Regions from separate parts of the Homo sapiens genome. Here region 1 is linked to region 2. The links are chromatin loops, found by intact Hi-C in ENCODE. Cell type or tissue: dorsolateral prefrontal cortex. All regions are shown on one strand. Links, peaks and the distances in the headings refer to the core of each region. The heading gives the core; the rest is flanking DNA.

Region 1 (15,687 bases), core at 4,188-12,187, 96 kb after region 2:
AACTGGGGCATGTCACTTCCTGCCCCAAACCCCTTGGTAGCTTTCCATTGCTCTTAGAATAACTTTGTGATCTACAACATCTTCTTCAAGGCCCCGCATGATACAAATTCTGGCTATTTCTCTAGTTTCTTATTGCACCACCTTGTCCCTCATCCACCTTTTTTTTAGTCTTCTCTCTTTCTTTGAACTTCTACCACCAGGTTTTTTCACACGTTCTTCTTTCCCCATTAACAATGATCCACCATTCTCTTTCTTTATCCACTGTTACTCATCCTCATAACTGAAACATCATTTCCTAAGGATGGCCATTCCTGGTTCAGTCAGTCTATATTTCATCCCCCATCACATACTCTTGTTTTACCCTATATTTTTCCTTCAAAGCACTTATTTAAGTTGTAATTATGTGTTGTTTATTTTATGTCTGTCTGCCCTCACAGAATCCACAGTCCAGGAGAACAGAAATCCTGCCTCTTTTATTTATACCACATCCACAGTATTATTAGTGCCTGTCACCTAGTAGGTATGCAGTATGTACCTATTGAATAAATGAATTGACTTCTGTCTTTTAGATCGTCTACTCATTTTATCATTGATGACAAACATAATACCTTACATTCGTGTAGTCTTTTTCACTCCTCAAAGAGGATTTTCTGCATAGCTCCTCTGAGCCTCACAAAACCCTTTAAGGAAGATTGTGAATATTATCAGATAAAGATTGTGAGACACAGAAAAGCCAGATGATTTGGCAATGCTCATAGTACCAGAGGCAGAAATACAGCTAGAACAGTCTCCTGGCCTCTAATCAGGAGTTCTTTCCAGAACACTGCTTCATCTTCCATTCTCTTGGGTTCTTTCTATCCTTACTTTATAGGGCAAAATGTGTGCAAAGTATAATCCCTCTTTTGCAATGTGTTTTTAGTTTTTCAGATTGGAATCATGTAGGCTTTTTATGCCCTTAATAAATATCAGTGAGCACAAAGGAAGTCCTGTGAGGGCTTATAATCATTTTGCTCCCATTAATTCCAACACTGAGCAGTTTCCCCATTTCCATTCTTGGCCTTGTGAAGCTCTTTGCTATCCCTGTTAAAATCTAAAGTTGCTTGAACCTTCTTATTGCAAAAATGCATCTTAAACATTCTAATACCTCTTTTTTAAAAAACCAATAAAGACTACGTCAAAAATCAGCCATCAATCGAGAAGCCCTGCAGTCATTTGTGTGCTGTTGTCCCTAAGTAGAAGTGAATGTGCTGAGCTCTGCATTCCCCACCTAGCTCCTCTGTGATCAGGGTGGACATTCCCAGGACAACTGGGCCGAGGCTGGAAACACCATCTGAATGTCTGACCACACAAAGTTGAGTGGCTGATCCAGGTTTAACCTTGACCTCATCAGCACCACCTTCTAAGCAACACTTTGGCTCAGAAGCCCAGTTATTTATTCCAAGGGATGATTGAATGCAGTGCTAGTGTTTCTTCAGGGCTTTTGAACTCATTTATTTATCCAGTCATTTATAAAAGATGAAGAGGAGAACAAGGTAGGCCAAAGTGGCTTTGTACTATTAAAGGCTGCTTGATTTCTAAGTACATGTTCTTTGCCACCTTTCTGCCATTCCACATTCTAGAAGCCATGGGTAAGTCAGCACAGGGATCTTAACATGATAACATTGGTTTTAGGAGGTCTCGTGCATAATGGACCAGACTTAGAGCACAATGCTGTAAGGTAGTGATTTAGGTGAGCAGCAGATTCTGGCTTTAGGAGTTTATTATCAGATGCTTTTTAAACGACTTGTGGCCCAGGATCCCTGCACCCATGGGAAGCATTGTAGCCTTAGAACTCTGGGAATTCTGAATATAATTCCTGAATCAATCGTAAGGATGCATATCTGATGCTTAGTGCAAACCAAGAGGCAGAATATTTGCAGGCAGTGTATCCTTGAAAAACAAATCTAGGTCATTTTCCTGCCATGCTTCAAGCTTACTTTTCCATCCTTCCTGATGGTAGTACTAACTACATTTGTAGACCATTTACGTGGTCAACACTGTGCTAAGCTGTTAGCTTCATTCTCTATGAGACAGGCACTCTTAGCCCAACTTTACAATTGGGAAAACTGAGACTCAATGAGATAAAGTAAATTCTTTACAGTCATTATGCTAGTCCATGAAGGAGCTGCGATTTGCAACTAAATCTATCTGATTCCACAGTCTTTGCTTTTAACCAGAGGTTAGCAAACTACTTCTGTAAAGGGAAGACAGTAGGTATCTTAATCTTTGTGGGCAACATAGGGTCTCTGTAACGTATTCTTCTTTCTGTCACAATCTTCTGGAATGTAAAAAACATTTAAAATTTACAAACCTTACAAGAACAGCTCATGGGCTAAATCAGACCTGGATTTAGTCTGTGAATCATAGTTTGCTGACCCCGCTTTTTAACCAGTATGTACCCTCCTTCTCGGGATGTGAAAAATTAGTGCAATTGCAATGGAAAATAGCAAGAAAATGGTAAGGGCCTGGAAGAGGCAGCAGGATTACATCAGGTGCTATCCCTGCTCTGGTGAGATGAAACTGGGGATCATTGAACCACCTGGCATTTGTTAAAGAGTTCTGCTTTCCCTCTGAGATTCTTTCAGGAACCTCACACCTCTAGCAGCCCGGAGAACCGTGGGCTGCAAGGAAATGCCTCCTCAAAGGAGTAGAAAACCTGCAGGATAGAAATCATCACATCTGTCTGGCTTTTCTCAACCTTTCTCTTCTGCACTTTCTTGGATATAATCAAAGCACTACCAGGAACTCCAGAGTCGGCACCTTTTCATTTTTGTGTTTTCATTTAATTATTTCTCAGCTGCTAAGTGTTTGACTGTTTAAGGGACTCTAGTGGTAAATATTTGTCTTTAGCCTGGCAGAAGCTGTGGTTTCCTTTGATGAGCTCACACGGTGTGGCTTTTAAGATGCTGCTGACCAGGACAGCTGACTGTCCCCAGTGGGTGCAGTCCCCAGCAGTGGGCTGGACCCCTTCCAGAAAGCGCTGCTGGGCCAAGAGGCTTCCTCCAACTTCCCGCTGCCCCCATCTAACCAACACCTCAGTCTCTTCTCCACCTGCTTCCCTGCCCTCTTCCTTTCCCTCGCAGACACTTTCTTCTGCCTGGCAAAAGGAATCTTGTTTCCATGGAAGCCTCATTAAATCTGCATCTTGCTCAGTTTGGGTTTGATCACGGCTGCCAGAAGTATTTTTAGCCCATGCAGTTGCGTAATGAGATAGAGATTGGGGAAAGGGGGAGGTGACTGTATAGGCAGAGGGTTTTTTTTAAAAAAAAGTGAGAAAAAGAAGGAAAACCTCTAAAGAAAAGAGTTTTATGGAATTGGAAGAAGGATGGAGCACCTCTTTTGGGAGCATGAGGCTGGTGTTCTCTGGTTAGCTCTTCCCACTGGAAGCCCATGGACACTTGCCATAATACCTGTCCTGGTCACATGTCAGGGGAACCTCTGATCTCCCTTTCCATGAGCTTAGTTGGCCCAGCCAGGGTGACACTTATGCTAGGGAGTGTGATTGATGTTGCTGCTTACAGATTTCCCCTCCCACAGACCTGATGGGGCAGCCAGGATAGTGGCAGAGAAGAAGACAGAGCAATAGCAGGAAAGAGAGGACAACACTAACACATTGGAGGTTTATGTTCAAAGACGGGATCTAGGGGGTCAGAGAAAGCACACCTACCATGTAATTGGTGCTGGAATCTGATGCCAAGTGCACCCTTGGCTTCTGAGGTTCTGAGAACTCTTGCTTGTGCTTTTCAGCCAGACTATGCCCTCACCTGCCCCTGTACTTTAAAGAGCTCTTTAGGCTGGAGTGGTTGTTTGCATTGGATTGTTGGAGTGTGTGTGCATGTTGTTGTGTTCTTGTATTACAAGACAAAGAGATTAAAAAAAAACCACATGCAGCTGTCACAGCTAATGTTTATTGAACTTTTACTATGCCACATGGTGTTTTAAGCATTCTATATGTGTTAACTCATTTTCCCTAATTCTATGGACTAGACACTTAAACAGTCTCCATTGTACAAACAAGGAAACTGAGGCACAGAGAGGTTGGGAAACTCATTTGAGGTCCTCCAGCTAATTAATAGTGGAGCCAGGTTTTGTACCCAGACAACCGGATTTGAGAATCTGCAGTCCTAGATTAGTAACGTGTTGTTGGCCTGTCACACATTTTAAATGACATTCTGTACACAGAACCATTTATAGTAACTTTGTATTGTTGAGCTGAAAGCAGTCTGCAGATGTGCTGCTGGGATTTCATTCATCTTCAAAGAGGTGTTTTTTTTTTTTTTTTAAAGGAAAATGCTTTTCTGAGGGTGGTATCTAAATTCATAAAAATCTTTACGATCAAGATTTTCACAAATTTCATTCTGACTCTGTTGCATTGCCCTTCTTCCCATATTCCCAGTTAGTTTGTATTGATTGCTGCATCTCCCTTGAGCCCATGGTCCCCCACAACATTTCTTGCAGAACTGTGTCCTGCCTTCACACTGTCAGGCAGCAGGAGCCTCTCTAGCGGCCAGCCCACAGTCCTGCAGCTCCTTCCTCAGGACGTTTAATTTCCCACATTTCTATGCAGTTACCTCACAGAAGGATGGCTACGAGGGCCTCACTTGGCTTGGCAAGTTGGTCCCCTTTTTACTCACAAGACTCTGTTTATCTCTTTGTTTATCTTTGTTTATCTCTTTGTTGACCTGCCCCTCTTCAAGGCCTCAGTTTTCTCTGAAGTTTACAGCTTCCCTCCTCATCCCGCAAAAGACCAAAGTGGAAAAGATGAAACCAGAATCCACTGCAAGCCCCACCTGCCACAGCCTCTCCTCTAAATGCATTCTCTGTTGTGTTTAGGACTTGAGAATGAAGAGGGACATGAATTGAGGATTTGTTTATTATTCTTTACAATATCCCTGTGAGCTGAGTACTGTAAATACCCCCATTTGATACATGAGTAAACTGAGGTGTGGAGTGATAGAGGAATTTGCTCAAGGTCACATAACTAGTAAGTGGGTGGAGCTGTGATGTGAAACTGGGCAGTCTGATTCTGGGACCTGTGCTCTTAATCACCAATCTATATTGCCTCCTACTTGAAAACATCCAGGGAAAATGTTGAGATAGATCAGCTGAAATCTTCTTGCACAGTAAAGCAGGGGCCACCTGTCCTGGAGTTACATTCATCTTGTTCATTGTCAACGATTTGTGTTCAGTGACACCCTCTTCAGCCCAAGAACTTACCTGGGTGCTGTGACAATTGGACATGACTAGGAACAACCAGTGACAATGTAGCCCATCCAAACACAGGGTAGGAAGTGGATGCTTGTCACTCTCTTTTGGTTATAAGAAGCAGGAACCCAGTAAAGGCACCTTTTATATATCTATAAAGTTGAATATATAAGATATATGGGGGCCAGGCACAGTGGCTCACACCTGTAATCCGAACATTTTGGGAGCCCAAAGCAGGTGGATCACCTGAGGTCAGGAGTTCAAGACCAGCCTGACCAACATGGTGAAACCCCATCTTTACTAAAAATACAAAAATTAGCTGGGCGTGGTGGCACACACCTGTAGTCCCAGCTACTTGGGAGGCTGAGGCAGGATACTTGCTTGAACCCGGGAGGTGGAGGTTGCAGTGAGCAGAGATTGCGCCACTGCACTCCAGCCTGGGTGACAGAGCGAGATTCCACCTCAACGAAAAAAAAAAAGAAGATATATGGGTATGTGTAGAACTCACAGAAGGGCAAACAGGCCTTAACAGGTGCTGAAAACAGGAACTGGGAAGTTGCCAGTACCTTCCTGTCTTTTCCCCTGGAACCAAACGGTTTCTTACTTGCTTCTCTCTGCACCTCTGTCTCATTTCCCTCTCTCTTCAGATGATTTTTCATTGTTGCATCACACACATAGAAAAATCAGGATCCACCCTCCCAAGTTTACATATCGTTGTTTCAGGCAGCCATAGTATCCTTAAAACTCCACATTCCAGGGAGAAAGCTTGGGTCAAGGATTCAGCCAAAGGGCAGCGAAATGGAGTAAAGATGCAACTGCCAGGTCTATGGGCAGCAAGGAGGCCGGGAAGGAAGCCGCTGTTGTGGTCCAAGTGACAATTCAACAGCTCAAAGCATAAGTAAGTTGTGTGCTTTTCACAGATGGAGAAACTGAGGCACAGAAGGAACCTGGCTGGGGTCCAGGTCTCTGGCCTTTGTGTCAATGCTAGGTCACTGGATGTGGCGTCTGATTTCTACAGGAAATGTGGTTTCTCTACTTTGTCCCAGAGCCCACTCAGAGCACTGGCTGGCCAGGGGGTCCTAGGGCCCTCTTAGGATAGTCTCAGGCCAACAGCCCCAGGACAGAAGCAACCAAAGTGAAGTTATGAAAGAAAGCTCTTTGCTGATCTGTCAATGGCACCCTTGTAGAGCCAATACTTAGAACACCTGGATTTGAATACTCATCTCCAAAACCTGTGTTCTTTCTACCACGTGACAAGCCCTTGTAAACCTCACAACGTCTCTATGAGGTGAGCGCTTGCAGATCCACACTTTAGATAAGCAAATGGAGGCTCAGAGGGTAAGCAGCTAGTTCAAGGTTATGCACCTGAGCCAGGATGTGGACACAGCTCTGTGTCTGATTCCTAAGGGCCTGTGCTTTAGCCACTTTGCAATACTGCTGCTGTCTGCTTCATTTCCTCATCTGTCAGATGGGAACGATAATACTCAACTCACATGGATACTGTATGAGGAAAAACAGATAAAAGAAGAGAAAGTGCTTTGAAAACATAAGCAGCCCTGGCAGATGGGAATTATTTTTGCTGCTGACACACATCCTCAGCCTTGAGGGCTCTGCTGAGCCATACCCAGCTCAGAGCTCTGGAGGCACCTCCTCCCCATCAACAGCAGGGGGGACATTCTGTCTTCATCCTGAGCAGGCTGACAAACTGAACCCCACTCCTCCCTCAATGTCCCCATGCTGGGAAGGAGTATAGCTCATGCTGTGTTCTGTCTTGTTGCTGAGAGAATGCAGAACCCAGAATTTGGGTCTCAGCAGGTTGGGGAGAAAAGGAAATGTATTTCTTCCCCCAAGATTTCTTTTTGAAATATTTTCATTTGTGGAATCAGATTGTGCATGCAAGTTTCTTCCAGAAATGTAAGACGTCGTAATGATGGGAACTGTTGGTTTTATAATTGAAGGATGGGAAAGGAAACTGATATTTATGGAGCACCTGTTCTATACCAGGCAGCTACCCAACCATCAGCCATTGTTGCAATGTTATGCAAGCTTTATTATCCACATTTCACAGTCTGAGTCTGACTCAGCAATGTTGTGTTCTATGTGCTAGTTCCCACAGGTAGGTGGCTGCAGCGCTGGGATTTGAACCCATCTCCAAAGCCTCCATCTTTCTACCACTGCCTCCCATTGGTGGGGAGGCCATGGACTGGCTGTCAGAGATGTCCTTTCCAGTCTAGCAGACTAGGAAGCTGCTGGAAGCTACTTATGCAAAGGTCAGCAAGGAAGGAAACAGAGTCAGAACTAGATGGGGCTCCCCTGGCCACTTTTCCATGCTGGCCCACATGTCCGGCTAGCAGTCAACATTGGGTCTTATGCAGAGCCACCTGTGTTCAATGGAAACATCCTGGACACTGCACAAACTAGTGGGAGCCTGGGAGGGAACAGCCTGTCAGGTTCATTGAGGTTCAGCCCAACTCATGAGCTAGGGCAGGTACCAGAGGGTGTGTTCCACCCAAATGGGGCAGGTAGGCAGGGGACACAGGCTCCATTTTCATGACCAAATACTGAGCAGAGAGGCTCTCTGAGCAGTGGCAGAATGGGAAGTGTCAAGAAGCTTTGTTTGACAATTGAGTCAAGAGGACAGAAAAGACAGAAAGCAGACATCAGAATTGGGAAGGCTCACCCCAGCTCCTTGACAAAGGTGCATGAGGCCAGTTCTTGAAGCAGTGACCCTGCCTTATGTCATGTGTTTATCAAAGCCGGCCCATCAGCCCTGAAGTGGCCTCTGTGTTTAGAAGAGGGCCTGACATGATTCTCTGAGAAAGGATTTGACAACAACAAAGTGTTGCCGTATGTGTTGTCTCATCCCCTCAATAGTCCTGTGAGGTATGTGAGACAGGTGTTACTCTCTCCACTTGGCAAATAGGGAAAAGAGGGCCCAGAGAAGTGAAGCTGCTTTCCCAGGACCACACAGCTGGTAAACAGTGTCCATCTCAGCTGTTCTGTCTCCCACACCAAATACCCTGTGCACCACGCAAACACAAAGACAACTGGACAACCAAGTCATCTAATGAGTATGCATGCTATGGTCTCTCTCATTTTGTCTTTCAGGGCTATACCCTAGGAGAGCTAATCATTCTTGGTTAGATAAGAAATAGCCAACACTTCTGCAGCATGGTAGGCCAAATACCACCAGAATAAACTCAGACCCAAAGAGATGCTCAGAATGTGTGGAGTTAATACTTCACTATACAGCTCTAAGGTATAAGCCTTGTCCATCTGTCACATTATGACATGTGCTTGCTCCCACCTCAATTCCTGATTCCACATTACAACAAATACAATTTCAGGCTTTGAACTAACAATGCCAATGTTTCTGAAGCCCATATTAAATGCCAAAATCTGAGTCAGCTACTGGAGGTAGAGACATGAATAAGATGGTCCATATTATTTTAGAGGATTCTTTGGTTGCAAAGGGCAGACACCCAGCTTGAATTCACTTTGGAGAAATTGGGATTTTTTTGGCTTGCATAAGCAAAGCATGAGAAAGAAAGTTCCAGGGATGATGAAAACCAGGAATGCAAATGTCTCCAGAATTCTTTCTTTTTTCTTTTAGGCCATCTTTTTTCTCTCAAACTGGTTCCCTCCACTGGGCTGGAGACATTACTACCAGCAGCACTCAGACCCACATCTTCAGTTTAAATGTTGGAAATGGACTGTCAGAGAACATTTAGGCCATTCATTCTGTGGGAGAGATAGGCTATGTAAAAAGATAGCCACTCCCATGTGAACAATGTGGTTAGGATTAGAGGCATGAATATACCCCAAACCAGGGGTGTGGGAAGGAGGTTGACACTCTAGGTGATAATACCCAGACCTTAAGGAGCTTTCTGTCTAGAGGGAGGTATGGACATGGACAAGTAATCAACAGCTACAAAGCAGAGCTGCCAGCTCTGCAACACAAGAGCCCTGAGAGGCATGACAGGGGCAGGGTGGGGATCCATGTGGGTCTGGATTGAAGTGAGGAGGGGCATCAGGAAAGCATTCCAGGAGAGCTGAGGGACACTTGAGCACACCCTCAAAGAATGACTGGGGGTCATGAGGTATACAAGGGAGGAAGTGCACCCGAGACAGAAACAATCACATAAGCAAAAATGCAGAAGAATATGAGGATCTGGGAAGGGCAAGTAGCTCAGTAGTGTTGGAGGCCAAGGGACACGAAGGAAGGTGATAAAGCCCTGATGTTAAGGATAGAAAAATCAAAGTCCTTTGAAAATCATGTGGAGTTAGGATCTCAAGAACCCTACAAGGATTTCTTTAGAATAGAATCAAAGAAAAACAAAGTTTACAGTCTGTGAGGGTTGCATAGGAAGTAACGTGGTGAGAAATGTTGGCTTGAGAACCACATATCCATAACACAATGGTGTTTTAGAGGATTTGGGGGAAGGGAGAGAAAATCTCAAATTGTCTCAGTAACTAATGAGCTTTCATGTACATTTAAAATAGTAATAAATGCAATTGTGAGGATGATGGTGAGATGAGCAAAATAATCCAGTTTGTAATTGTAGTTATCAGGCTGGCATATCCTGCAGGTCACACTTCTAAACATGACTTCGAAAAATCAAAGATCAGCTAAGTTTGAAGTAAGTATTGAAAGAGGGAGATTATGTTGCCTCAAGTTAAAATAGAACGTAAAAGATGGTGATTCAAATGATCAAAAGCACCAAGCTTCCCTGTTAGGATTCAAGGGAGGGGTGCGTGGCTCCGACACCAGATATCTGCAAAGCAATATGAAATGAGATCAATAGTAGACATTGAAAGATTGAAACTGATATAGGATATTCAAGTACCAGCTTCAAGAAAATGAAATGAGACCTAATAAAAGAGAGTAGGAGTCAAGGGGGTATACGATATTAAAGAAAGTGAAGAGCCAGGGTTTGTAGGAAGGAAGGGAGAAGAGGCAAAGAGAGCAGCTCTTTTAACACAGGAGCTTCCTCCTTTCCCATTCTCCCTCCTGCTAAAAGCCGAGTTTGTTTTAGCTGAAATGATTGTAAGACAAATTTTTGTTATTAAAAAAGGAGCTATTTTGTGTTGGTTTCCATTATAAAATCAGAGCTCTGCTGCCATAAAATTAAATCCCATAATAAAATGAGTAGAAAACGTGATGTCCTGCAGAAAGGAAGATGGCAGCCCACTCAGTGCCATGCTGGGCTTGACTATATACAAGCCGTGCATCTCCTGCTGCGAGTTGTAGCTGCTGCCCAGCAGTGCACATTATCGTTGCAGCTGTTTTCCTCACATTCTGAGGTTTATGAAATCCCTCATCCATCAATAATTGATCTTTAGCTCTTAGTCCAGGGGTTGTCAACTGGCACTCCATGGACCTTTAGAGGATTGATGGCTAGGTTTTCAAAGATCTTTGAACCCCCTGAAATTATATACAAAATATTGTGTGTGAGTATGTGCATTTTTCTGGTAAGAAGCACCTGAATTATCGAAGCAGTTTGTGATCCCCCAAAAAGCTAAGAACTACTTCCTAGAGCAAAGGGAGATTTTGCTACACTTAGAGATTTACACATTTGACCAGGGCAGCTCACACAAGTGGGATGCGGTTTCACATTTCATGGCAGATCTGCTTCCAGCTATACAAATTCATCAAGGAAATATTGTAATACTTCTATATGAATCAGGAATTCACTATATTTAACTTATTTGGAATAAGAACCACTATATATATACAAGTTTTTCCAAAAGACTGAAGGTTCTTCCTGTGGCAGGAAGGAATATGATTAGATTCATGAAGCGCCTTTATGTTTATATTTCAACTCTGAAAGATAATTGTGACTTTACTAAATCAAACCTGTATACCACGATTAGGAAAATGTGGACTGATTTGGGGTTCTAGGGGTAAAATGTGACCCCTGTGAAGTACCAATGCACCGTTCTTTTATCTGTGAACGGGCACTGAGCTTCTGAAATTAATTAGTAGGCAGGAGGACATGCGCATATGACGTGATAGTTTAAGTACTGATAATTATTCACTTGGAAGGGAAGAGAATAAAATTCAGAACACAGTATTCCTTAATGGGAAATCAACTTAGAGGAGGTAGGAGGGAGATCAAGCAAGAATATTTCTGGTAAAACATGCATAAATCAATGGTCAGCCAATGTGTTGATCAAAGAAATTATCTTTCGGGGAAAACAGTAGAAGGCAATTGAAAAACAAGCATCAGGCTGCATAAAAACAGCAAACAAAAGTCACAATGGCTTGATTGTGTGATGAGGTAATTAATGGCTGCAGTTAGCAAAATATGTTAAAAAAAAAGACAGAAAGGGTAGTTACAGGAGAAAAACATCCCCGCAGATCTTCAAAATCAGAAACAATGAAAATAATTATTTCAAAAATTAAGAAAAAAACTCTCTAATTTATACCTGAATTACCTGGATAATTGGTAAAATTTCCTGCGTATACAAATCTTGGTCCTCTGCTCCTCTCTCTATAAATAAATAGAAATGTATGAATCAATAGTCAGCCAATGTGTTGATCAAAGAAATTATCTTTTGGGGGAAAATTGGTAGAAGCCAATTAAAAAACAAGCATCATATTGCATGAAAACAGCAAACGGAAGTCACAATGGCTCGACGGTGTAATGAAGCCACACAATATGTATTAAACACATCATCTACACAGATGGATTCAAAGATACCTTCTTTGTGTCTAAGTCCCAAATCTGTGTTTCCTGGCTCTGTTCCCTCATATCTAGTCATTCTCCAAGTCAGCATGCCCAACTTGAAAGTGTCATTTTCAAAACCTGCTTCTTCTCTTCTGGAAGTTCTTCCTCTGCCCATTGCTCCACAATCCCCACCTCTTTCACCCAGTAGCAAACCTTAAATTTATCTTTTACTTTGTCTTACTTCCCCTTCTTATATTCAAAATGTTTCTCACTTGCATCTCTTTTCATTCATTTCATAAGCATTTATGAGCTCCTGTTATGGTTTGGAAACTGTTCTTCATGCTGGAGGTGGTCTTATAAACAAGTAATTTCAATTGAGTATTTAGTATGTTAAGTGCCATCCCAAAGGCAAACACCAGCTGTGGGAGGCTCCCCAAATCAGTCTAAGGAAGTTGGGAAAAGCATCTCAGAGAAGATGGTGTCTGAGATGGGGAGGATGTGTGGAACTGGGCAAGGAAGAGAACAAGTAACAACATTCTAGAAAAAGGCCTCTTTCAGCATGCTAAGAAGTTTGGAGGACAGAGGAGTTACCATTCAAAATTTGGAGGGAAGGAAGAGCATACTGAGGTTTGCCACTTGAACAGATAACTTCAGCTGTGTTGGGTGAGTGAAGTTGAGTGGGTACAAATCAGGTCAGGAATATAAGTTAGGAGACTGTTACTAGAATCCAGGCCAGAGGTGATGGTGGCCAATATATGAGAGTTTTAGCAGGGAATGAAAAAAAGAAAATGTGTTCATGAGGTAGAAGTAGGTAAAAAGAACAGGATCTGGTTCCTGATTGGAAATGGGGGTAGTCTGGAGAGGAAGCCAGAATGCAGGCAAGAATGCATAGTGGTACCATCCACTGACATAGGGATTAAAGGAGGAGAAGAAGCTTTGGTAAAGAAAATAAGAAGTTCAGCTATGGAATGTTTGAATTTGATTTCTCTGATGAGGAGTAGTTCTAGGTGATGATAATGCTCAGGGTGTAGACTTGAGAGTGGATGGGTAAAGTAAAGGTTGAGGCTATTAAAAGGGAAAAGGTCAAGGAACTGAGGGCCAAGGATTTATAATAAGTTATCTTGGGCCACTAAAGCCACGCAGGATGCTGGCAGGAAACCTATGAGCCAGGTCTTCAATGTTGAGTCCAGTGACTCAGGTGTCAGAAGCAGCAGGAGAAGCATTGATAGCCTGATGGGGAAGGAGCCGTTACCTGAGAGTAGCAGAGAGAGTTATCCTAGCTGACACAGCTCTCAGGGATTTGCTTCTAAAGCAATCCTTAGGAAAGAAAGAGCAGTATCCACAGGAGACTGGTGGGCACTGGCTTCCCCAGAAAACCTACCTAGATGAATTCTATTCTCAAGGGACTCCTATTTAGATAAGGGGCTTTGTTAGTTCTCAGAGCAACACCAAACAGATGTATATCTCATTACTTGCCCCCACAACCTTTCTGCTCTGGCCACATGGGCCTACCCACTGTCTGCTAAATGCACTTCATATTTTCTTGTTTCAGTGCCTCAGTATTCATAATCTTCTTTTCCTAATCTCTGCCCCTCACTTACCTGAATCTTTTGTATTCTCAATGACCTGCTCCATCCCAGCCCTTTCAAGAACCTTTAATACCTACCAAGTGAATACTCTCTCCATTGATTACACACTTCCTGTAGCACCTGTTCTATAATTATGAAATATTACCTATTGTACACATATATTTCAATCTCTTGGTGGACAGAGAATCCAATTTATGCCTTGTCAATTTGTAGCACATTTCCTTGCATATGTAGATGCACCATGAATATTTAGAGAACTTGTTAGTTAATTTCCTGTTTAACATGGGCTGCAAAGTTCTGGTCCATGCACGTCTTTTATAAAATAGAAATGACGGATGGTGCATGGAGCTTAAATTCCATGAAGCAGAAACATATGAGAGATGGAGCTGAATTTGTTTGCCTGTACAGCTCTTACAGCAATTGCTTCCAATTTGTTTGATTTACCTAAGAGCTAAAATTGTAAATGGCAGCTCAAATGATTTTTCTGTACATTCAGAAAATGAGTTTGAATATTTGTTGGAGAGTAACTGCTTAAGACATGAAAAAGGGGGAGATTATAGCTTTTAACTCTTTTTTATGGCAGAGCATTAAGGAAAAAAAAGTGCAGATAAATGAGATCAAATGGCAAGTGTCTGAACCTGCTGGACACAAGTCCCGGTAGCCATTGATAGACAGTGTTTATATGACTTCTGGGCCATCAATAGATAGATAAGGTACATCAGCGGCCAATGTTCCAGGAAGTTTGAGAAGATAAATGGAAGTTGCACAGCAGCCTAAGAGCTTCCTTAGGAGGGCTGTGCTCCTCCAGAGCGCCATCTGTCTGTGTCTTCCTGTTCTTCTTCTTCACATTAAATGCTTTTCCTTTTCTCATTTTTATGATGGTTATCCTAAAGATATGCTAGCCTGGACTTTGACAAGGACATCTGGAGATAAGAAAGATTCTGAATTATTTTTCCCTTTGGGCAATTGTAGCAATTTTAAAACTATGTTAGATGGCTAGAGATTCTTGAGAATATTTCTTTTCTTGGAAAATCATAAGGCTTTGGATAGTGGTACCTATAGAAGCTGACATCAGCAGCAGCCTGCCTCCAGTCGATCAGGGCCTTTGGAACTTCACGGGGCTCCTCTACTGACAGCCCCATCGGTTTCCCTCCAGCACACGTAACTCAGCATTGACTCTGGGTAGTAGAGGGTGGTTTATGGAATCTGATTCATCTCAGAAAGAGGTGGATGCAAACACATTCCCAGAGCAGAAGGCTTGGCATGTCTGGTCTTAGGCAGAGGGAACTGGAGATACTTGTCCTATTGTTCTTGAGATTCCAGCAAAAATAGCCCATTACAGAGGAAGAAGATATCAGGTCAAATGAAGGCTTTGGTGCTACAACATTGTCTTAGAAAAAAAAAGAAAGAAATTGGCCAAGTGCAGTGGCTCAGCACTTTGGGAGGCTGAGGGGGGCAGACCACTTGAGATCAGGAGTTCGAGACCAGCCTGGCCAACATGGCGAAACTCCGTCTCTACCAAAAAGTATTAAAAAATAGCCGAGTGTGGTGGCGGGCTCCTGTAATCCCAGCTACTCGGGAGGCTGAGGCCGGAGAATCACTTGAACCTGGGAGGCGGAGGTTGCAGTGAGCCAAGATCGTGCCATTGCACTCCAGCCTGGGCAACAGAGTGAGACTCCATCTCAAAAAAAAAAAAAAAAAAGAAAAAAGAAAAAGAAAAAAGAAAAGAAAGAAATTAAATTAAAAAAATTGTTTTTTAAACAAAGGAAGGCTTTGGGCTTGGAGTCCAACTAAGCTAGGCTGGAATCCCGGTTTCATCTCGCTTCTCTGTGCAACTTTGGATTTTACTGAATCTCTCTTATTCTCAATTCCCTCCTCTGTAAAATGAAGATAATGCTAGTACCTGTCTCATCAAGTTGAAGGAGACTTAAATGAGATGTGTTGAAAGCATTTAGCATAGTATGTGGCACATAAAGAACACTCAATAAATGCTGGCTATAAAGAAGCCAGAGAGAGACTCGGAGGTGATGAGAGAGGCCACAATTCCCTCCATTTCATTGAAAAGCAATTTTTATTATCTCATTTGAAAGGCAGTATAGTATAGTGGTTAAGGACATGCACTATGGAGCTAGACCTCCTCAGTTCACTTTCTGTCTCTATCATTTATTAGCTGTGACTTAACC
Region 2 (15,687 bases), core at 2,428-10,427:
CTTAAGCTGATAAGCAACTTTAGCAAAGTCTCAGGATACAAAATCAGTGTGTGAAAATCACAAGCATTCCTATACACCAACAATAGACAAGCAGAGAGCCAAATAATGAGTGAACTCCCAATCGCAATTGCTACAAAGAAAATAAAATACCTAGGAATACAACTTATAAGGGATGTGAAGGACCTCTTCAAGGAGAACTACAAGCCACTGCTCAAGGAAAGAAGAGAGGACACAAACAAATGGAAAAACATTCCATGCTCATGGACAGGAATAATCAATATCATGAAAATGGCCATACTGCCCAAAGTAATTTACGGTCTCAATGCTATTCCCATTAAGCTACCATTCACTTTCTTCACAGAACTAGAAAAAACTACTTTAAATTTCATATGGAACCAAAAAAGAGTCCATATAGCCAAGACAATTCTAAGCAAAAAGAACAAAGCTGGAGGCATCACACTACCTCACTTCAAAGTATACTACAAGGCTACAGTAATCAAAACAGCATGGTACTGATACCAAAACAGATATATAAACCAATGGAACAGAACAGAGGCCTCAGAAATAACACCACACAACTACAACCATCTGATCTTCGACAAACCTGACAAAAACAAGCAATGGGGAAACAATTCCTCATTTAATAGATGGTGCTGGGAAAACTGGCTAGCCATCTGCAGAAAACTGAAACTAGACCCCTTACTTACACCTTATACAAAAATTAACTCAAGAGGGATTAAAGACTTAAATGTCAAACCCAAAACCATAAAAACCCTAGAAGAAAACCTAGGCAATACCATTCAGGACATAGGTGTGGGCAAAGACTTCATGACTAAAACACTAAAAGCAATGGCAACAAAAGCTAAAATTGACAAACGGGATCTAATTAAACTAAAGAGCTTCTGCACGGCAAAAGAAACTATCATTAGAGTGAACAGGCAACCTACAGAATGGGAGAAATTTTTTGCAATCTATCCATCTGACAAAGGGCTAACATCCAGAAACTACAAGGAACTTAAACAAATTTACAAGAAAAAAGCAAACAACCCCATCAAAAGTGGGTGAAGGATATGAACAGATACTTCTCAAAAGAAGACGTTTATGTGGCCAAAAAACATGAAAAAAAGCTCATCATCACTGGTCATTAGAGAAATGCAAATCAAAACCAAAATGAGATACCATCTCACACCAGTTAGAATGGTGATCATTAAAAAGTCTGGAAATATCAGATGCTTGCAAGGATATGGAGAAATAGGTACGCTTTTACATTGTTGGTAGGAGTGTAAATTAGTTCAACCACTGTGGAAGAGAGTGTGGCGATTCCTCAAGGATCTAGAACAAAATACCATTTGACCCACCAATCCCACTACTGAGTACATACCCAAAGGATTATAAATCACTCTACTATACAGACACATGCACACATATGTTTATTGTGGCACTATTTGCAGTAGCAAACACTTGGAACCAGCCCAATGCCCACCAATGATAAACTAGGTAAAGAAAAATGTGGCACATATACACAATGGAATACTACGCAGTCATAAAAAGAATGAGTTCATATACTTTGCAGGGACATGGATGAAGCTGGAAGCCATTATTCTCAGCAAACTAATACAAGAACAGAAAACCAAACACCACATGTTCTCACTTGTAAGTGGGAGTTGAACAATGAGAAGGCATAGGGAGGGGGACATCACACATGGGGGCCTGTCAGTATTTGGGAGGCCAGGGGAGGGAGAGCATTTAGGACAAATACCTAATGCATGCGGGGCTTAAAACTTAGATGATGGGTTGATGGGTGCAGCAAACTACCAGGGCAATGTATACCTATGTAACAAACCTGCATGTTCTGCACATGTATCCCAGAATTTAAAGTAAAATTTTTTAAAAGTGCAAATTAAAGCCACAAATTAAAGTCAAATTTATACCCACCAGAATGACTAATTTTAAGTAGTCTGACAATACTAAGTGCTGAGAAGAATGTGATCAAACAATCTTGGAGAGGGAGAGTGTAGGCAAATGTTCACAGCAGCATTATTCAAAAAATAAAAAACCAGAAACAATTTAGATATCAAGAGCAGAATAAAAAGTTGAGTTGCATATTCATTCAAAGGAAACTATACATAAATGAAAAATCACAAATTGCTGCTACACACAACAATATGAATGAACATCACCAAAATTATGCTGAGCAAAGAACCCCCAAAACAGTACTTTCCATCTGCTTCCATTTACGTAGAGTTCAAAGTCACATAAGATTAATGTGTGGTTTTAGAAGTCAGGAGAGCCGTTCCCTCTGGAGAAGAGGAAGAAGCATCGCTGGGAGAGGCACGAGGGGAGCTGCTGGGGTACTGGTAATATTTATTGTTCTGGATGATGATTAAATAAAATATATTCACATTGTGAAAATTCTTTGAGCTATAGTCATGACTTGTGCACATTTCTGTATGTATATCCTACTGCAATAAACTTTATAAAAGGAAAAATAAATAATTGACAAATTTTTGAAATACAAGTTATAATGAGATTAAAAATAATATAACGCATAGGGAAGAATTATGTCTCACTAAATAAATACCCTATTATCAGACAGGGTTTACTAAACTTCCATCCTCCCTACAGAGCTGTTCCAGAACTTACTTTTAGCTTCCACTTGACTGCTGTTGTTTCTCAACTGCTATCAGATTGTATAGTCCAAGGGCTGTGGAATGCTGGCACCTAGGTTGCTTGTGAGAAGAGACACTGTGGCTTGTGTGGGATGCAGTGCCACTGGTGGCCAGGACTGGCAGGTCGTCTGCTTATGAAGTGCCTGAGGCCCCGCTTTTGGAGAGGCACTGACTTGTGGAGTTCTGCAGCATAATGGCAAATACTGGGGCCCCACCAAGAAGCCATGTGGTCCCTTCCCACTATTCATCCCATCTGCCCTATTACTTGCTGCTCAGCCTCTAGAGAAAGGGTATTCTATGACAAGGACTCACAGAATTAGGGCTACTATGACAAAATACCAAAGACTGAGTGGCTTAACTAACAGAAATTATTTTCTCATAGTTCTGGAGCCTAGAACTCCCACATCAAGGTGTCAGCACATTTGATTTCTCTCTCCTTGGCTTGCCTTCTCGCTGTGTCCTCACAAGGTTGTCCCTCTGTCTGTCTGTGTCCTAATCTCCTCTTCTTATAAGGATAGCAGTCATAGTGGATTAGGGCCCACACTGACGGCACTGTTTTAATTTTATTACCTTTTTAAAGACCCTGTCTCAAAACCCAGGCACATTCTGGGTACTAAGGGCTAGGGCTTCAACACACAAGTTTTGGGACACACAATTCAGTCCATAAAAGAGTCTGTCTAGTTCTTACCAAGCTCTGTGACTGGGCTGAATCCTGTAGCTTCTCGGGTCCTGAGTTTCTTCCCAACTTGAAAATGAGGTTTGTGGCTCTTGCTCCCAATGCTGATGTTACACAGCTTACTTTCCATCTTCCTTGTGAACATCTCCTTGGGTTCCAGTACAGCTAGATATAAGTAACAATGGCAGAAATGCAAGTACGGTGTCATTACATTTAATGTTTTCCAACCCTGTATGCATGTAGTGGGGAGAAAAAAAGAAGTGAGAATGTCCAGAGTTGAAAGCAGTCTGAGACTTCATAGGCCACGTGAAGGTTGGCTGTAGAACTTAAGATGGGAGAGAAGCAGGGTTGGGGGAGAACAAAAGTAGGGGAGAAGGAGAATTGATATATATTTGGGGATTGGTCTGTACCAGAAACTGTAATCTCACTGAAGCTTCACAACAACCTCACGAGGTGGGTATTATTATTATTAATAATAATAATTAATAATAATAATAATAATTATTATTATTATTAATAATAATAATTATTATTATTCCCATTTTACTGGTGAGGACACTGAGGCTCAGAATGCAGAGCTGGGCTTTGCTATTTCAGTCTACCTAGAACTCAGAGGAACCTACGCAAGTCAGCTCTGCCGACAGCGTTGGTTGAACATGCTTTGGCACCTCTTGCCTTCCTCCCCGCAGCATTGCCCTGTCACAGGTGACAAGAGGAAGACAAGGTTCCTGTCTGTTTTGTTTGGTAGTTCTAAAAAAATGACATGACCAATTCTGTTGTTGTTGCTGGTTCAGTTTTAGTGAATAGGTAATGTTCACTGAAAATATATCAATAGATATTAACAAGCAAACAAATAAAATTCTGGCACAAGCAAAACTAAGCCACAGTGACAGAAAGCAGATCAATAGTTGCCTGTGGGAAGAGCGGATGAGTATAAAGGGGCCTGAGAGGACTTCTGGGGGAGATGAAAATGTTCTATGTCTTGACTGAGGTTGTTGCTCTACATGTATGTACTTGTATAAAAACTCTTCAAACTATACACTTAAAACAGGTGAGTTTTTAGTAGTAGTAGTGATGTTTGGATACCTGTAACTTTATCTCCATTAGAAATGTCAGATATTTTAATATCATCAGTTAGTTTTTGCAGGTATCTTGAAATATTATTCATGTTCCTCACTACTGGGATAGTTTTGCAGATTCATGTTCCTCACTACTGAGATAGTCATTTAGCCTGTGCACTAGACCTTGCTTTTGATGCCTTCATAAAGCATAGATCAGAAAAAAGGTGAGTTGTTGTATGTAAATTACACCTCAATAAAGTTGATTGATACAAAGAGAAACAAAATCACCAGAAATCCCACCACCAAGAGATAACCACTACCATTTTGGGGTTTTTATGCTGCCAGGGCATTCATCCCCACCCCGCCACCCCCGCACATGCTGTGTTACACTGTGTTCTGGGGTTTTTTTTCTCTCTGTCTACGATATATTATAAAAACCTTTCCACACCAGTACACAGAATGCTGCATCTGTATTTTTACAGTGGTAGAATACAGCATTATGTCAACAAAACATGTTTACTTCACCAATTTGTTGTGTTGGAAAATTAAGATGTTTCCAATTTTTCACTCTTAAAAACACTACCATGAATATCCTTGTAACTAAATATTTGAGCATATCCTTAATGATTGCCATAGAATAAATTTCTTCCAGTAAAATTACTGGGTCACAGGCATTCACGTTTTTAAGGAATTTGATGTATCTTTCAAAATTGCCCTACCTAAAAACTCTATCAATTTAGGTGCCCATTAGCCATCTCTTTGTCTCTACTGTAGACTCTCAATGTGTAGACTCAGCATTGTGACTCTCCACGGGAGCAGACACAAGGTAAGTCCCAGTAACTGACATATCCTGAGATCCCACAACTTTAGAAGCTATTGAAACCTTTCAAAGTCAGTCCCAGCCCTAACTTTAAATGAAATTCAAGACCCATAAAGGTTCAGGGGTCTGAAAGCACTCCTACTGCTCCTACTGAGCACATCCAGGATTCTGACTCCGGACTCAGGCCAGAAACCACCACACAGCTTGCTAACGGAACACTGAGTCAAAGGACCAGCAAAGACCTCCTGCCATCTCAGGCTTAGAGATTCCCTAGTCTCTACACCCCCTTAATCTGTTTGAACCAAGCCTTGCTCCAGAGCAGCCGGGCAAAGGAGCCAGGGATCTCAGGAGTCACACACACTGTTGACGTCTCAGCACAACTCCGGTTGGTTGCATTTTATTTCAATCCTTGGCTCTGCTGCACGTGGCCTTGGGATGGTTATTTAACCTAAGGCTCAATTTCCTCAACAAAAAAATGGAGTTGGTAATTGTACCTAGCTCACAGAGTTTTAGTAGGATGGCATGAGGTAATACAATCAAATTCACTAGCACCACTCCTGGCCCTTAAAAGGTGCTGCTATTTGGTAAGTATTATTATCATTTGTTGGCCCCTCACACTTAGCCTCAGGCAGCAGAGAGGCCTGAAAGAGAACAACTTCCTGCCCTTACATTCTGACTTTTCTGCACTGGTGTCGCTACAGAAGGCCAGCCACCAGGCTCATTTTAGATCTGCCTAATGCCACCGATAAGCTGAGGGCTTGAAACCCCATTCTTAGGAGTGGCTTGCCCACCCCGCATGCCTCTAGGACCAAGCCTGACAAATATAGCAGAAATTACAGGCATCTGATTTAAGGCTACGTGTGTACACTTCGCCTGAGCCAAGCCCCAAGCCCTAGTCCCGCTGCTGCATCAAAGGACCAGCTCTCTTCCAGCCTCCAGGCCCAGAGTAAGCAGCAATTTGGGAGGCAGCCCCCTCTTATTTTTAGCTTTAGAAACCCGAAAAGCCAACATACCAGAGCTCACCCAAGCGTCTCTCACAAACTGTTGTTTGACTTGGGTTGAGAAAATGACAGGCTGGGTTCTGCACCAAGAAGAGAAGAAAAAAAGAGGGGGAAAAAAGGAGTTTTCTTTTCCCTCCGCTGCCAATCTCCATCCCCCTCAACTCCTCCCCTAGGCCTGGGTGGACCCTGCCTGGGTAATAGTTCCCTGCTATATTTAAAAACCACAGATGTGTTTGGTGGAGACTTAATTTCGGAATTGCAGGCAGCGTCTCCTGAGGACAAGGGGAAAGCCGGTGCCGCGCGCCCGCCTGCTGCCTGGAGCTCCCAACTCGGCGGAATCCAGGTCAGGACGCGCCGCCGTTTTGACGTGCTGCCGGCCGGGAGGCGCGGGCGCCAGGCTCCAACGACTAGGGTGGGTGGCCGCGGGGCAGGGGTTGGATCTGAATTCGTCCCTCGGGGGCTCTGGATGCGGGATGCGGGATGCGGGATGCGGGCTCGACTTCCTCGCTGCTGGTCGAGGAGCGTTCTGAGAGTCTCCCCTCCGCGCGCGAGGATAAATATGCGCGGCTTGTCAGTCAGTGCGGCGCTGTCTCCCAGCTGATAGGGTGACGTTCCGTTTGGAGGCTTGGAGATTGGCTTTTTGATTTGGCTTCTTCCGGCAGCTTAATGGGCAAAGCTCTCCGCTCGCCCAGAAACCAGCCTCTCCGCGCGTCCCCTCTGCGCGCGGCGAGGCCGAGACGTCTCCCGCGGTGACAGCGTGCAAGGCGGAGACCCGGCGCGCTCCCAGCCCAGGGAAAGCCCAGGCGACGCGACCGCAAGCCCGAGCCCAGGTCCCTCGGAGCCGCCAGGGCGCGCCGGGCTGCTTGCCTTCCTGCCCCTTCCTGCAGGAATCCCCCGCCGCCCGCGGCCGGGACTCCGGGCCTCTCCCGGGCGTAGATTCCAGTCACCGCTCTGGGTCGGGGTTTCCCTCTTTCTGAAATCCGTGCGGAAGGACCCCTCCCGGGGCCCCTCGCCCTGGCCCCAGACACCCTCCCTCCCAGACCCCGCGCTCCAGATGCGCTGCCCCGCAGCTCCCTGACAGCTGCGAGCCCACGAACCCCGGCGGGAGGGCGGCGGCGGCGGACTGACATGCCCCGGACGCGGCTGCGGCCGGCGGGCAGCCCGCGGGGGCGATGAGCCGCTGCGACCGGTGAGGCGCCGGGCGGCGGGGGCATCGCGTACCTTCCTCACCCCCCTCCCTTGCCCACTCCGCTCGGGAGGCCGAGAGGAAACGGTGAGTAATGGGGTGAGCCTCCTGCCCTTCCCCCTTAGCGGGCAGCCGAGACATGGGAGGTAGAGGTTGGGGGGCTTGGGATGCCCCTAAGAGGATCCCTGATTGTGAGTAACGGGGTTAAGTTATTTCTCAAGATCATTCATATGAACCGCCTTCCTGTGGATTTAGTGCCAGGAGAAGTGGGGTGAGGGTGCCCCGGAAAGTGTACATTGTGTATGCAGTGTTGGGGGGGCAGATCTGGCAGAGTGGGTGTCTACAGGAGGGTGCCGCCGGGTGGGGAGGGGCAGAGAGAGATGCCTGGGCAGGTGGGTACAGTTGGATCGTGAGCATGCTGGGTTGGTAGCGGGTGCTGTTTGGGGAGACTGACTGCTGTGTTGTGTGTGCTGGATGCATGTCGGCATATGTGTGCCACCTGGGCCAGGGCGTGTTGTGCTTCTGGTGCTGTGAGTGTCCGCCGGGTTTGGGGGCTAGCAGGGAAGCGCGTTATCCACTCGGCGCGCGCCCGCGTGCACATACGCACGCACGCGCTCACCCCAATCTCGGGACTCCACCGCCGCGGGTCGGGAGCTGCAGCCCCAGAGCACCCACCGCTGGGGCCAAGGGGGCGAGGGAGAAGGAGGGTTTCTCCAGTGCTGCACTCTCCAGCCCCTGGTGGTCTGCGTGATCCGGGACTCGGTGGAGAGAATCGAAATATATAACTAACCCTCCCCCGATCCCCCAACACACACGCGCGCGCGGACACACACACACACACACACACACACACACACACACACACAGTCAAAGCCCTGATTCAGAGGCTAGCGCTGCTGCTCCTACAGGCCCTGGCTGACCTGCCCAGAGGACCCGAGCCACTGGGAAAGATGATGAAAGCAATTTGCTCCGGGGAAAAAAGCAGTTCTTCGTCTTAATTCATTGTATTTTATTTTTAACGGTGTGGTAGTGGTGGTGGTGGCGGGGTGGGGTTAAATAGAAGAAATGCCTTTAATGCAGTACCATAAATTTACCCGCTCATCGCAGCTTCCTTCTCTCTCTCTCTCTCTCTCCCCCCGCCCCCCGCTTCTCTTCTCTTCTCTCCTCCTTTCCTCTCTCTCTCTCTCTCTCTTTCTCTCTCTCTCCCCCTTTCCTGGCGATTAAAAAACATACCTCCGAACGCATTCGGCGGTTAGGTCTCCCGGGCAGAAGAATTAAAACTGGTTTCAATTTATCAGAAACGCAGACTGCAGCAGGCGCAGCCAAGCTCCTGGGTGGTCAAGAAACACCCGAAGGGGGTGGGGGGAGGAGGGAGTTGAGCGGGGGTGGAATGTGGGTACGTGATAGGAACACATCCGGCCTTCCGGTGGGGCACCAAAAGGGAAGCCTCCTCGGCCCCTGGCGACCCGGTGACTTGCAGCGGCGTGTGATTAATCTTCCACAGCTGTCGTGCCCCATCCACTTGAGCTGAGCTCTTGTTTACCTCGATTTTCAAATATAGCTGCTGCGCCATGCTCTTCCTGAAATAGGGGGATCAGTTCACCCTTTATGGGCTCTTGGCTTCGGGCTGGGGCTTCTTTTTGCTGGCGTCACTGGCTGGATCCAAGTTTGAGAGGAACCTGCCCCTTCATGCATTGCAGGTCTCCAAAGGAGGATGGCTGATGGTCAAAGCTTAGGGTAACTAGATGTGGACTGATCAACCCAGCCCCTCATTGCAATCTACAATGCCCAGCAGCAGTCCCCACACACAAGTCCACTTTGTAGCCTCCTTTTTCTTTAAATGAAATGTAGATACTGGGTTGAGAGGAAGCAGATAAGGCCTATAGAACTGAACTTGGTTGAAGTGGTTCTTTCTTTAACTTGATGGAGAAGGGAAGGCCATTCATGCAGTTTCCTCCGCTTGGAATGCTTTATTCTTCTTCCAACATACTCCTAAAGTACTCCTACTCAAGCTTCAGCTCTCAGCTCACTAGTTACTTCCTCAAGGAAGCCTTTCATATTCTCCCTGACTAGGCCACATCCCTGCTTATTATACACCTGTATTAGTCCGTTCTCACACTGGTAATAAAGACATACCCAAGACTGGGTAATTTATAAAGGAAAGAGGTTTAATAGAGTCACAGTTCCACAGGGCTGGGGAGGCCTTAGGAAGTTTACAATCATGGTGGAAGGGGAAGCAAACATGTCCTTCTTCACATGGCGGCAGCAAGAAGTGACGAAAAAAAGGGGGAAAAGCCCCTTACAAAGCCATCAGATCTTGTGAGAACTCACTGTCACAAGAACAGCAGCATGGGGGTTACTGCCCCCATGATTCAATTACTTCCCTGGCTTCCTCCCAGGACACGTAGGGATTATAGGAACTACAATTCAAGATGAGATTTGGGTGGGGACACAGCCAAGCCATATTTGGCCGTGGAGTCCATTGGACTCCAAAAGAAAAATATTTGTTTATTCATTCGGTTAGCCATTTATTCAATAAATATTCAACAGCCACCTACTCTGTCAGGCATGTGCTAAGTCCAGATGCAAATAAAATAGAATGGACCCTTTTCTCATAAACACTCATAATCTGAACTTATATTTTTGAAGTAATTTAAAGACGCCCATTAAATTTATGTATGTGATTAAGTAATGCCAGGCACACCTCTAGATAACAGACTCCACAAAGGGAGGAAACTGTGTCCCCAAGGCCTAGCACTGTGCCCGGCATGGGATAGGTGCCCAGTAAATGTTGGTTGAATGAGTGGAATTGGAGGAACAATTACATTCTTTCCTTCTCTGTTCCTGCTCTTCTGAGCTCTCCTTTACACTGCCACCTACAGCTTCCTGGTCGGAGAAGGGAGAATATGCTTACTGAACTGACCCTGTTAAAACTATTCCCATGCCCTGTGCTCCCCCAGGGGATGGGACCCTAAAGCCGATAGGTTGTCCTCTTGCCCTGGCCCTGCCCTTTGCCTGTGCAGGATGGTTCCTCTTGCATTCTCTGGGCACAGTTGTTGATATTACTTATGGGCACTGATAGTAGGCATGTTCCCCAGCCTGCATGATTCAGTCATTGCCCATGATCAGGATTTGGGAAATGTGTCACACATCTGGACTTCTTTTCAAACTATTGAGATTAGATAAAAAGAAAGGAATAGGATGGGCGTGGTGGCTCACGCCTGTAATCCCAGCACTTTGGGAGGCCGAGGCAGGCGGATCACCTGAGGTCAGAAGTTCGAGACCAGCCTTGCCAACATGGTGAAATCCCGTCTCTACTAAAAATACAAAAATTAGCTGGGCATGGTGGCAGGCACCTGTAATCCCACTTACTCAGGAGGCTGAGGCAGGAGAATCGCTTGAACCTGGGAGGCAGAGGTTGCAGTGAGCCGAGAATGAGCCACTGCACTCCAGCTTGGGCGACAGAGCAAGACTCCATCTCAAAAAAAAAAAAAAAAAAGAAAAGAAAAAAAAGAAAGGAATAACCCCCTTCACTTAAGCCTGGTTGCTTTGCCTAAGAGGTTCAAATACGTGCTGAGGCTCAGAAAAACATTGAACTCCAAAAGAAAAAGCATTCATTTATTCATTCAGCTAGCCATTGATGCAATAAATATTCAACAGCCACCTACTCTGACAGGCATGTGCTAAGTACAGAGGCAAATAAAATAGAATGGCCTCTTTCCTCATAAACACACATTCCAGCAAGGATAACCAGCTAGTGAATGGACAATTACTGTATAAAGTGATTTATGCCAGTAGAGGGTAAACCCCATGATAATGGAAGCATATAGGAGGAGCACCTCTTCCTATGGGCTTAATGAGGACTTGTAGGGACAGCTAAGCCCAGAAAGGGAGGATAGGTAGGAGTTAGCTTTGGTGAAAGAAAAGAGGAGAGGAAGTAAAGAGGAGAGGAGAGTGGAGGGAGAAAGTGTTATGAGTGAAGGGATTCATATGTAAAGACCTAACATGGATAAGAGCTCTTTCAAATGACTGAAGACAGAGATTAAAATGCAGTGGGGAGTTGAGTGTGGAGAAGGCATAGGGTCAAACCTTAAAGGGCTTGTACTCCATGCTAAGAATTTCCACTGAGTTTCCAGCACGGGGTTAGGAAAATGTTGACTACTGATTTGAAAGGTCAGACTTGCATTTTAGATAGTATACTGAAACTGGAAAGTGGGAGAGAGAGGAAGGTAAAGAGGAAGCTGTATAGAAACCCAGGTGTATGGTCCCGGCAGTCTATGAAGGTGAGGGCGGGGGTTTCTTCTTTCTGTTTCAATGTACAGACTCTCATGGGTAGCGACTATTTGGGGCCAATGTCGCGTGGGAGGTAAAAAGAATTTACCAAGACAGTTGTAGGTAAAAAAGAAAATAAAAGGCAGATTTATTAGAGAACATGTGAAGATAGATTGCAGTGAAGCAACAGGCAGGTCAGCAAGAGAAGAAAGAGCTGACTGCAAGGAGACAAAGGCTTGCTGGGGGCTTTATAGGATGGAGCTTGTGCTGGAGAAAGCTATGTGCAGCACTGATAATGCCAAGGTTGCAGTGAGTTAACTTGCACTTTTCTATCAGCCGATGGTCTGGTGATAGCTGGGTACAGGAAGATTGTGAATTATTTGCACAGGAGGGCTATGTGTCCTGGACCATGAAAACAGGCAGACTTATAGCTTATCTGCTTTCTCTTTTTGCTTTCCTCTGGTCCTGCCAGCCTGACCTCTTTTCCCTAATTAGGTCTCCAGACAAACCAGAGATACCCTTCTAGGAAAAAGTTTAACTAATTTTCTCTAATGAGATTGGTTTATGTTTGGTTGTCCATTTGTGTTTTGAATGGGCCCTCTAAACTCAACACTGGGCAGATGCCTTAGGGGAAAAGAGAAAGGGCTCCACAGAGTGTGAGACATATTTCCTGGCCAACTGAACTGCAGAGCAAAGCAAACTCTCAAAGATTTGAGATGGAGAGATCCGTGAAGGCTGAGACAGGCCTGAAGAAGGAGCCTGGAAGGGTTAGAATTTAGGTCCATGGAGACTATAGAGCAAGACATCTAGACAGGAGACTCACATGTGTATGTACGTGAGTATTTAAAAATAATATGGTGAGTGAATAAAAGCTAATTCTAGAATCCAGGGTACTTGGATATGGCATACAGAATCATATCTAATAAGAAGAAAACAGCTCTGTTTCATCTATATGTAATTTGGAACAGACCAAATAGCATTTACTGCCTTGATATTTGGAAGGACAAATAGGGCTTTCCTAGTTGTGTGCAGGAATGCTGGGTCATGTGGGGACTAGATCTGGAAGTAGGACCAAAAGCTGTGCTCCTGCCATGGCTTCCATGTGATAATTTCCAAATAACTAGACAGGAGAGGACCTCGAAGTCCAAAAGAATGAAACCAAACAGTGTGAGCTTCGTCAGCATTCTTCCTTTGCACCCTGATTTCTCCACTGGGTTCCTCATCCTTCCCTGTCACTAATCTTAGAGTGAAAAACAAACGAACAGAAACAAAACCCTTCATTTCCTGCACAGTGCCCAGGAGCTCACCCTTGCCTTACTTTGGTAAACTGCCCCAGTTCCATCTCTTATCTGAAGTGTCTTTCTTCTTCAACACAGAATCCTCTCCCTCCACAAACTCCATCTTAAAAAGAATATCACTTCTCTAATTCCTTTTCCCCATTATACTCTTTCCCCATCATGCCTTCAACAAACTCTTGAGATTTTAATCATTTGTCCCTATTTTCTCATCACTCATCCACTCACTTCCCACTTTTCTCCACCTTCTCCCCAAGTCTCATCCAACAAGGACTGCTCATTCCCCAAAATATAATGACTTATTCCAAAGAGCTGCCCGCTGTCCTCCCTCTTTCTCTCTCTCTCTCCCTGCACCAGATAATATTGACCATTAGCTCCTTAAGTCTTTCCTCTTTCAGCTTCTTTCACACAGAGCTCTCTAGGTCTCACTACCTCTACATGGCCCCTCTTCCACTTCCACTCCAAGATTCTCTCCTCTCTCCCAATTTTTCCTTTCTCCATTATCCCTTGGCAGTCTCCCTGAATGGTTTGTGCTGTTACTGCAGTGTGGATAGTTCCCAGAGTCTGTGACTCTAGCTCTCCAAGCTGGGTGTCTTGTTTCCAGCCGTGTGCACAGTATCTCCAACAAGATGTCCTGTTAACTCCTCCTGAATTTTTACTAACCTGACATCATCTTTGTCCTTAGGAGCTTCTCCTCCTGACTTCCCACTTTCTCTTGATGGCACCAACAAACTTCCAGTCACCCTGGCTCGAAACCTCCAAGTTTATATTTGAACTCCTCTCCCTTGTTCCCCAAGTATTGCTTGATGTATTTTATAAGCCCATGCCCCTCTTCTTCATCCCAAACACCACTACCCAAGTGCAGATTTTATCACCTCTTGTATAAAAATAATAATAATGTGTGTGTGTTTACCATCTGTCAGCTACTCTGTTGCAAAGTGCTTTACGTTGATTTTCCCATTTAATCCTTACCATGACTGTACGAAGTACTTACTATTATTATACTGTAAAAAACAGCTTTCTGCCATCTTCCCAACTTCAACCTTTTCCTCTTTCAATTCATTTTCATCAGTTACAAGATTCACCTCCTAAAATGCCCTTGTAAACTTATCATTTTTCTGCACAAAAAACTTTGAAGGGCATTCCATTTTTTGCAGTTCCTTGTATTCAAGGCCCTGTATGAGCTGGTGCCCCACTCCATATCTAGCCTCACTTTTTACAGTTTCCTTGCCCTTTCTGCTTTTGTGCATTTGTTCACAGTTTACCTTCCCCTAAGACTTGTCCTTGTTCTTCAGTGTTCAATTCAAATGCCTCTGCCTGATGGGAAGGCTTTATGGAGAAGCTGTCCCTTCCTCCTGTGAATTTTAATAATGTGACATCTGTTTTTCATTAGCCCTTTACACTTTCTGAAATGCACTTTTTTTTTTTTTTTTGCGTGTGGCTTACCATCCCTCCTGGAGCAAGTGCTTTTTCTGTCTCCCACTCTATGTCACATGATGCCTGAAATACAGTAGGTGTTCAATGAAAAAATGGAGTGAATAAATGAATATACTCCCTCACCCATGAAGCAGGTGAAACAAGGTCAAGAAAGGGGATCTATACTATTTCCTAAAATAAGACAGTGGTGGAGTCAAAATTCAAACCAGGGACAGGAAAATGGTGTCATAGAGGAGGCAATGAATTGGTGATAAAAGGTTATGTTCTAATTCTTATCACTTCTGACAACCACAGGTAAGACTCACCTCTGTTCTCTGGGCCTTGGATTCCTTATCCATCAAAAGAGTTTGTGTTGGATGTGTTGACTTTTATGCTCCTCCCTGACCTGACAATTCTGTATTCTGTGAGTCTTGTTTCATAGCATACAGATTGTCTCCTGCTAAGAATACTTTTAGTGCTGACTGTATCTTTCATTTCAGGACCTTCCAGCTGTAACTTGAAGCCTCTAGTGTATCTGTTATCACATTGAGTCTCTAGAGATCAACTTGGCCAGTCAACTCAGCTGTCCAGCCAGTAAGGTGCCCTAAACTGGTTAGAGTGCCTCAAGGGCCCCAGGTTGGCACTCCTCAATGTGCAGCCACCAGTCAGCTCCCACTGCAGTATTCTAGGGCATTCGCAGAATGACTAGTAGTGCTCTAGGCTCCCAAATGTTCCAGACATCCTATCTCAACTCCTGCACTTCTGCCTTTCATAGAGCCCCCAGAAAAGATGTGTTTAGAGCCATGTAGATTCTGTTGAGAGTCTAGTAAAACCACTCTGCTCAGTGGCTTTCTAGATGCTCCACCTACCCCAAACATACCACTGTACTCTCTCCCCAGTGAGACAGGAAGAATCCTCTTGAGCCAATGCCTTTTAGCCCCTGAAAAGAAACTAATAGAGGAATCAACCTCAAGGGGAAATCATTATGGAAGAGCACATCTGTGAAGGTAGTAGCTAGATCTGCTGGGAGTCTGAGGAATCTGCTCCTAGCACCCCCTTGTAATAGGAGGACCCAGAGCATCCCTAGAGTTAATTATACAAAAGAACTACCCAGACTTGTCTCAGAGAGATGACTTTGACTGCTCGCCAGGTTTTATTTGTTCTTCAATCAGGCAATGATATGATTTAATTCCATATTTCAACATTTAAAAAATTAAAATAAATTAAATGGCATTAAAATACATCTGGCTTCTGGAGAATAGCCTGAGAAATATGTACATAAAGGAGGCTG

Evidence for each region. Hi-C counts contacts between places; a loop is a spot of excess contacts. Peaks named below come from ENCODE experiments on the same cell type or tissue, not always from the same donor. Only the 100,000 strongest peaks of a DNase experiment are listed, where the experiment ranks them.
Region 1: a loop joins it to region 2, with 3 times the contacts of the local background. A loop is called at or near these places in 7 of 110 quality-filtered maps.

Annotation. Positions count from the first base shown.
Region 1 is chr14:70,085,921-70,101,607 of GRCh38, reverse strand. The region is part of intron 2 of SLC8A3 (solute carrier family 8 member A3); the gene reads left to right. Among named protein-coding and RNA genes, the nearest start is that of SLC8A3, 95 kb to the left of the region's middle. In dorsolateral prefrontal cortex, for the core only: no CTCF peak of the experiment used is centred there; a DNase peak (open chromatin) is centred at 4,555; H3K27ac peaks cover 2,712 bases.
Region 2 is chr14:70,180,192-70,195,878 of GRCh38, reverse strand. SLC8A3 (solute carrier family 8 member A3) reads left to right here and starts at 6,928. Exons shown (of 7, transcript NM_182932.3): 1 at 6,928-7,500. It also overlaps the pseudogene LOC646548. RefSeq lists silencers at 6,954-7,283, 7,354-7,493. In dorsolateral prefrontal cortex, for the core only: no CTCF peak of the experiment used is centred there; DNase peaks (open chromatin) are centred at 6,868, 7,978 and 8,855; H3K4me3 peaks cover 3,474 bases; H3K27ac peaks cover 3,614 bases.